Regions from separate parts of the Homo sapiens genome. Here all the other regions are linked to region 3. The links are chromatin contacts, found by Hi-C or POLR2A ChIA-PET in ENCODE. All regions are on one chromosome and are shown on one strand. Each heading gives the region's core, a stretch centred on a gene start or an enhancer-like site at or near the end of the contact. The rest is flanking DNA. Distances are from core to core; before and after follow the strand shown. Region 1 overlaps PACRG (parkin coregulated). Region 2 overlaps QKI (QKI, KH domain containing RNA binding). Region 3 overlaps LOC105378102 (a long non-coding RNA gene).

What was found. A loop is a pair of places that touch in the nucleus more often than their neighbours do. ChIA-PET counts read pairs that join two places held with the same protein, here RNA polymerase II (POLR2A). Pooled maps may share reads with other maps.
Region 1: a loop to region 3 is called in a map with no recorded cell type, with 2.5 times the contacts of the local background. The contact joins two enhancer-like sites. A Hi-C loop is called at or near these places in 1 of 168 maps with a recorded cell type or tissue (gastrocnemius medialis), 2 of 37 single-sample maps with no recorded cell type and 2 of 50 pooled maps.
Region 2: a loop to region 3 is called in a map of esophagus squamous epithelium, with 5 times the contacts of the local background. The contact joins two enhancer-like sites. A Hi-C loop is called at or near these places in 76 of 168 maps with a recorded cell type or tissue (A673, B cell, CD14-positive monocyte and 53 more), 29 of 37 single-sample maps with no recorded cell type and 32 of 50 pooled maps. POLR2A ChIA-PET finds 5 or more read pairs at or near these places in 1 of 52 experiments (A673).

What each region holds. Positions count from the first base shown.
Region 1 is chr6:163,308,555-163,311,254 of GRCh38, forward strand. The region is part of intron 4 of PACRG (parkin coregulated); the gene reads left to right. PACRG-AS1 (PACRG antisense RNA 1) reads right to left here. Exons shown (of 6, transcript NR_028390.1): 6 at 1,431-2,416. Among named protein-coding and RNA genes, the nearest start is that of PACRG-AS1, 15 kb to the right of the region's middle. RefSeq lists an enhancer at 721-1,920. Within about 2 kb of position 1,342, at least 3 of the 41 ENCODE cell types and tissues checked have a DNase peak (open chromatin) inside an H3K27ac peak, as active enhancers do.
Region 2 is chr6:163,437,776-163,440,475 of GRCh38, forward strand. All of the region lies in intron 1 of QKI (QKI, KH domain containing RNA binding), which reads left to right. Among named protein-coding and RNA genes, the nearest start is that of QKI, 24 kb to the left of the region's middle. Within about 2 kb of position 1,321, at least 5 of the 41 ENCODE cell types and tissues checked have a DNase peak (open chromatin) inside an H3K27ac peak, as active enhancers do; they include heart right ventricle, left ventricle myocardium inferior and psoas muscle, where a contact is called at or near this core.
Region 3 is chr6:163,955,493-163,958,192 of GRCh38, forward strand. The region is part of intron 4 of LOC105378102 (a long non-coding RNA gene); the gene reads left to right. Among named protein-coding and RNA genes, the nearest start is that of QKI, 540 kb to the left of the region's middle. Within about 2 kb of position 1,304, at least 4 of the 41 ENCODE cell types and tissues checked have a DNase peak (open chromatin) inside an H3K27ac peak, as active enhancers do; they include heart right ventricle, left ventricle myocardium inferior and psoas muscle, where a contact is called at or near this core.

The DNA of each region.
Region 1 (2,700 bases), core at 92-2,591, 650 kb before region 3:
ACTCAGGAGGCTGAGGCAGGAGAATCGTTTGAACCTGGGAGGCAGAGGCTGTAGTGAGCCAAGGTTGCACCACTACACTTCAGCTTGGACCACAGAGTGAGGCTCCGTCTCAAAAAAAAAAAAAAGGAAAATTTATTCAGAATCATCCAACAGAGAATCTGTGATGGCTTAGTGTCGTCAAGAAACATGATAATAATAAATGCAGTGAGTTCCACCTGCACAAACCTGCCAAGACCTGAGCCAGGCCGCCAGGGCTCGCTTTCTCTCTCACCACAGCGGATGACATCACTGCAACCCAATCAGAAGAAAGCCAGCTTTAGCTGTGACTGATGACGTCAAAGGTTACAGGTCTTAATAGGTGAAAATCCTTTTACTTGGGCCTTAAAGCTCTTGAAATTTTTTAGTTCAGCATTTGAGAATCAAAAATATGCCTTTTCTGGTCCAGAAAGAAACTATTTGATTTCTTCTGTCAGCATTTTTTTTTTAAATTCCACTCAGTGTTGCTTCAGCGAGATTACCTGGCCCCAGTGGGGAACACATGGCAAGGCGATTTCTGCAGTCGGCTTGATTCCGACAAATGCTGGGTACGGAAAGAGCTTGGATCTGGCCTGAGTTCACTCAAGCGCCATGTGTGCAAAGTGGCTACGCCTGGCAGCAAATGCTCCACATGCCAACGGCCAGAGCACAGCCCTAGACCGATGGCGGTGCGGCTGAACCACGAGGCCTCCGCAGCTATTTATTTCAGAGCCTTGGTTTTATGGCTGTCATTCAGCCTTGGGTGCGTGGAGAGAGTCAGTCTGCCTGAGTCAATGTCTCATGCTCTCTGCGGCTAAGGTGAATGTTGTTCTATCAGTATAATCGTCATGTATTTGTCTGAGATAGTTGCTAATTTCTACAGTCAGTTCTACAGTCTAGCTATTGTGTACCTAGGAAGTAACACAAACCATTGTTGTTACTGAGCCTGGCAAGTTGCATCATAAAATTCAAGCTTCCGAAAGCAGGTATTTAGTGTGAAGAAAGACTGGTAATGATAGTTTTATCATCATCTCAGTCACCTCTTAACCATTTCCTGATTCACTCAGGTGGTTTTTAATGGAGTTTCCCAAGTTAGTGTTTCCTGGGAGAATGTTTGGTTCGTTGCCTTCTAACAGCCTCCAGCTCTTCAGGCATCTCAGGCAGGAGAGCGTGTTGGGGCCGGGACTCTCCTCCCGTGGACCTGACAACTCTGCCTTCCCCGGTGTGGTCTCGCTGTTCCCTTTGAGAGTGCGATGCTGCCGCTTCAGCCAGGACGTTCTCAAAATTAGCAGAAGGGCTTCCTTCCTGAAATCGTGCCTATTTAGGATTTTCTTAGTCATTACGAAAAAGTATAGATAGAGTTCATAAATGACTTCATCTATTCGGTATCAAATGAACAACACTTCAGGCATGTTGAATGAGCAATCTAAAGGAAACATTTATTTGTTTAATTTTTCCAGTGCCTTCAATAAGGCTTTCATTTCCAAATAACTCCTTTGTGTATTGCTGTTCATACAATGGCTATATATTTACCATTTAACAGTATTGCCCCAAAGCGTAAGAGTGAGAAAAATCCAAATTTGAATTAAATTCTCCCTGAGCCTCGCAGTGGCCGTCACACGTTCCCCTCCTGCTTTTCGCGTCTCTAGGATCTCCGAGTGTCTTGACTACAACAAACCGTTCAGAGTTCTCAAGACGCAGGGCTCGGTGGCAAGCAAAGCGCCACGGGGGACACACAGCGCGTGGAGGCTCTGGAAGCAGTGGGGTGCGTGGGCCCAGACATACTTCCATGGAGGAGAAAGTGACCACTGTATGCTACAGGAAGCGTGGCTAATTAGGCTTCCTCAGCTGGATGGCAAGCTCCCGGGGGTCTTTTTTGTCTCGCATTGCCCTATAGCGCGGAGTAGATGCTTAGTCTACAGGGAGGACAGCCTGTGAAACAGCTGCAGCTGCTGCCACGACCCACGGCGTTCTGCAGGACGGAGGAGCAACGCGTCAGCACACGTCCCGGGAGTGACGTGGGAAGACCTCGCTCTGGCCACCAAACCGTCCTTCCTTTCTGTCTTTGCTTCCTTCACCTTCGATTTTTTCCTTTCTCCTGTAATAGTCATAACTAAAGAACGTAGAAGAAAGAATGAAGTTTGCACACAGTCTAGAATTGAAATGGAGAATACATCATCAGAATCCTAGGTCATCCAAGCCTCTTGCTGGTCCGTGTCCACGGAGTGGCAGATATCTTTGTGAAATGTAAATGTGTCAGGTGCAGCTCCCCATTGCGGTGGCCCTCGGTGACAAGATATACGGCTGTCCCTTCACAGCCCCAAGCTGAGTTCACGCAGCCCGGAGGATGCTATCGCTGGACAAGAGACCAGAGACCGGGATAGACACGTGCGTCCTAGTTCTGAACAAAATGGTATCCGGAAAGAGAAAGCATCCCATGGGGACAGTTTAAGGAGGTTTAGATAGAAAAATGAGTGTGCATATTATTCATGCTTAAACTGCTTACATCATCAAAAACACCAATATTCAGAGGAATAAATGCACTTAAAATAATTCTTAACCAAGAACAACTTTGAGGCAGTAGGTCACATGCCTCCTGCATGGAGGGATCTCCAAGAACAGAAACTAAATCCCTCGTTCTCCTCTGCCTGCCTCTCATCTTTCCAGAAGCACCAGGTCTGGCTT
Region 2 (2,700 bases), core at 71-2,570, 520 kb before region 3:
GTGTCAATATGTATTAGACGCTAAAATGCCCTCCCCTCCCATCTCTGTTTCCCTCAAATTATTCATTTGTGGTTAAACTAATTTTAAACTCCGGAAAAGTGGTTAAGCCAAAAAAGGTCAGATCCTGGAAGAAAAAGCTCTGACCTTTTAAAAAGAGTGTTGGAAAAGTATTTGACGGTCATTTTCATAAGCTAAATGTACTGTGAGGTTTGTGTTTGAGTAGCTTTTAAGGTTTTCTGGATTATGTGGTTGAATTTTAAGGAGGAACTTAGTAAAAATGAGTTGGGAAAATTAACCTGTTACATTCTACCTTCCTTTTGCTATGTATAGTAGATCTACATGTGAGAAGTCATTTGCAAACAGCATTTGTTAGGTGTCTTTTCTAAGTATTTTTTATGCCTACAAAGTCTGGGAAAAGACCATTTTCAGATTTCAGATAATATTTCAGATAAATAATGATCAGATCAGTAGATACTGTCTTTCAGATCTATCAGAACACAGTATTTCCAGAATATAATTTTACATCACAGTCATCATTTATAATGACATTGATGACCAGTACTATTATTATTTTAAAGAGAAAGATATATATACACATACACATAAAGTCATGCATTGCTTAAAGACAGTGATAGATTCTGATAAATGCATCATTATGCTATTTCCTTTTGCGAACATCATAGGGTGTACTTGCATAAATCTAGATGGTATAGCCTACTACACACCTCAGCTGTATGGTATAGCCTTTTTTGTTCCTAGGCTGCAAACCTGTACAGCATGCTACTGTACTGAATACTGTAGGCAGTTATAACACAATGGTATTTGTGTAAACGTAGAAACATTCTAAACATAGAAAAGGTACAGTAAAAATGTGGTATAAAAGATAAAAAATGGTATACCTGTATAAAGCACTTACCATAAATGGGGCTTGCAGGACTGGAAGTTGCTCTCGGTGAGTCAGTGAGTGAGTGGTGAGTGAATGTGTGAAAGTCCTAGGATACTACTGTGGATTTAATAAACATTGTATTCTTAGGCTGCCCTGAATTTATAAAAGATATTTTTCTTAAGTAATAAATTAACCTTAACATACTATAACTTTATAAACTTCTAAATTTTTTAAACCTTTGACTACAATTACAGTTTAAAATACAAATACATTATACAGCTGTACAGAAATATTTTCTTTATATCCTTATTCTATAAGCTCTTTTCTGTTTTCGAACTTTTCTATTTAATTTTTACTTCTGAGTCCTTTTTGTTGAAGACAAACACACACATTAACCTAGGCCTGCACAGGGTCCAGATCATCAGTTTCATCTTCTTTCACCTCCACAGCTTGGCCCACTGCCAGGTCTTCATGGGCAAGGGCTGTATGGCTTACCAGTGTGTCTCCAGCACAGTGTCTGATACCACAGAAAGATAGGAACTACTGCATTAATAATAGCAGATTCTTGAGCATGTATTACATGACAGACACCTACAAATATTTGTTGTTCAAGCGAAAGAATTTATTCTATCAAACTCAGAATTTTCGCTCTAGAATAATCCTTCGTGGTTTTTTTTTGTTTTTTTTTTTTTTCGGGGGGGTGGGGGACGGAGTCTCACTCTGTTGCCCAGGCTGGATTGCAGTGGCACGATCTCGGCTCAATGCACCCTCCGCCTCCTGGTTTCAAGTGATTCTCCTGCCTCAGTCTCCCGAGTAGCTGGGATTACAGGTGCCCGCCACCACACATGGCTAATTTTTTTTTTTGTATTCTTAGTAGAGATGGGGTTTCACCGTGTTGGCCAGGCTGTTCTCAAACTGCTGACCTCAGGTGATCCACTTATCTCGGCCTCCCAAAGTGTTGAGATTACAGGCATGAGCCACCGCGTCCTGAATCCTTTTTTTTTTTTTTTTTGAAACAGAGTCTCACTCTGTTGCCCAGGCTGGAGTACAGTGGCTTGGCTCACTGCAACCTCCATCTCCAGGGTGTGAGCAATTCTCATGTCTCAGCCTCCCGAGTAGCAGGTAATACAAGTGTGTGCCACCACGCCCAGCTAATTTGTGTATTTTTAGTAAAGATTGAGTTTTGCCATGTTGACCAGGCTGATCTCGAACTCCTGATCTCAAGTGATCTGCCTGCCTTGGCCTCCCAAAGTGCTGGAATTACAGACGTGAGCTACTGTGCCTGGCCTAGAATAATCTTAGAAGTCCTCATGGATGAGTAAATATGGATGGTGAAAAGCTTAAATGAGAATGTCTTGTCTGATTTTCATTCCACTTTTAATTTGAATATACCATTTCCTTTCCCCCCTCATTGTATATGTCTCTACTTTTTTGTTCTTTACTTTATTCATAGTTCTAATTTCTACTCACTGCCCCATCTTTTCCTTCTTCTCTATCTAGCTCTTACCATCTGTCATCACTGCTTTTCCCACTATCATGATCACTCACTCTAGCAGCAACCAAATTTAACTTTGGGGATGGAGCAGTAGTGCTGGAGAGGCCAAATGGTATGAGTAAAAGAATACAGCTTTTGGAGTCAGCTAGATTTTCATCTTTATGTGGTCTTTGGTGAAAGTACTTAATCCCCAAATCTCTCTTTCCTAACTATGAAATGAAGGTGAAAATATTACTTACCTGTAAGGGAATCTACCTGATAATAATGGAATAAAATGCTGACTTCCACCACAGAGTTCTTGGGGAGGCTTTTTATGTGG
Region 3 (2,700 bases), core at 54-2,553:
ATGAAAAGACTGAGACCCAATCTAAGCGCAAATGCTTGGTATTATCATTTACGTACATTACATTGTATCCCCCTGCAATTCTGCCTCCTGCCAAAACTTTACAGTGTACATCATGTACCCATTCCAATAGTAGCTTTCCTGGGGAAAATGAAAAGTACATAAAAGTACTGGCTATGTGGAAATAACACCTTTATATAACATTGATCCTTAGTAAGATCAAAACATAGGATAAAAGTAATCATGTTCTCAGAAGCAACACATGAGTACATGAAAATCAGTGTGTGGTCTATTTGCTTTTCTCTTTTGGATTATTTATAGAGATAGTTGTGGCATTTCAACAAGAGAATGGCCACGTTTGATTGTCTTACCCATGAGGGGTGTGTTATGTATACACTCTCCTAAGGCTTGGGAGGGAATAAAGTGTTCCTCTCTCCTGCAAATGCCGTAATTTACTAGCCACTTGCACCTGTCATGCTGCACATTTCTCTCCCAGTGGGAATACTACGTATGCCTTCAATAAGCCACCATCCCTGGCAACTAAAGGAAGGGCAGAAAGCTGTGTGTGTCCATTAAGTCTATTTTGCACCTTTGATCTTCTTGCTTGGCCACTTTATTTGTCATCTTTCCAACTCTTCTGGCTAAAGTGGTGCGGCTTTCACCTTAAATCAAGTATTTTCCATTCTTTAGCAATTTAATTTGTAAATCTTTTACAGCACGTTTTTGCTTTGGTTTGATCCCTTCTGGAGAAGGTGGATGTTGGGGATATGGAAGAAAGAGTTTAAGAAAAAATAATCCAGATTATAGGGGTGAACATCATCAAAATACAGCTTCCTCAAAACAATGTGCTTCTCTCATTTGCAGACATTATTTCTGAAGAGTTATATTTGTCCCTTGTTTCAATGGAAGTAGTTTATTTCCATTTATTTTCAACTTTTCTCTCGCATTTTGTATTTTCTGCATTATTTTTGATAGAAAGTGGGCATACTTGAGTTGTCAACCATGTAGGGAAACTTTTAAGTTCTTTTAATATTTTCAACAGGAGCCCTATAATTGGATAATTATTTTTTTAAAATACTTTTTGGCTTGTTCTACTTTTTCCCTTTTGGGCTGTCTTACTATGTTTGAAAATGCACACACGATAAAACCTAATAATAGTAATTCCGTGCACAGATTTTCCTCATGGCAACGTTCTTGAACCATGATCACACTTTCATAATGCGGCGTCCTAGTGGCCAGATGACATTTCTGGCTCGTCACTTGTTGAGCCATCTTAACCTTGAACCAGCTTTGAGTCCTTCACAGTCAGTGCTAGCGGACAGAGCCCCCTGCTGGAAGTTCTGGGCACCTGTATTTCCCCTGGAAACGGAAGGTCACTCCCCAAGGCTGGGAGACCAGGAGGCTGGAATATACCCAATTCGTGAAAAAAATGGACAGAAAGCATTCGACTGACAGCATGAGTCAATAAAACCTCAAATTATTTTTTCAATACACTTCCTTTCCTTTTGAAAGTTTGGGTAAGAAAGGCAAATACCAGATCTCTTTAAACGATCTATTGTTTCTCAAATTAGAATTTCCTAAGAAATGATTCTTTTGGTTAATAAAAGGTATGCCAGCAGTGGGGTGGGTATTATATTTTCTCATTTCAAATTTTGGAAATGGTGGATTAAATACAATTAAACATGATTCTTTGTTGCAGAACTTCTCAGTGCCTTTAATATGAAAAGTGCATTTTGTACAACAGAGTTTTTCCTAAACTTGTTTGACCATGGGCATTTATTTTGTGGCACATTTATTAATGTTTTTGGAAGAGTGCTTCGCAGAATATCAGTTTAGGAAATCCACTGATGTTCTTCACTCATTTTTCTAAGGCTTCTGTTTCAAAGAATACTTCAATTTTATTCTAATTATACCACTGTACATACAACTGCGGGAAGGCTATTTCTTAATATTCTAATGCTGAGAGACACAATGCTTGGCACTTGGATAGTCAGGGAAGTTTTTATTCATTTGAGTCTTGGCTCATTTTTTGTGCTATCTTTATGAATATCTTCGTTTAGACATAGGTTCATCCATATTTTATAAAAATGATTTTTCCTTAGTTTTAATGGACATACTTTAACAGTTAGCAGTGTTTGAAAAGAAGACTTAAGAATTATATGCATCTTAGATTTATAGGCCAATAAAGTATTGATTCTATGTAGGAAAGAGTGAGCTGGTCTCATACAGGTATTTTGGGATCAAGCGCTTCTCATAAAATCAGTGTTTGAAAAGGAAATTATCATATTACTCTTCATATTATAGTGGTTTTGTTACTTTAAAAGTGCTCTTATGGGATCATACACAGGTGCATACTCACTTTATAGGTGTGACTGGGCAATGGAAGTGTTTACTAGAAAATATCTCATGAGAAAACTTAGATTTTCTAGGGTTTCCAGTTTGAAACATTCACAAGGTTCTGATTACTTAAATTACATTTTAATAAACAAATGTTCTGGTCTAATCCAGATCTTGTGATTTCTCTGTAGCTGGTTACTTCTTACTGTATCAACTAAATGTAAGAAACAGTTCTCCGTGTAGAATTCAAGTGTTGTCCTATTTTTTATTAGCTGCTAGAAGAGAGTGCCCCAAGTTTTTCCTCCAGGGCACATGGTTTGATTGGCATACTTTAGCTTTGTTCTCAGGAGCACCATGTCACGTGGA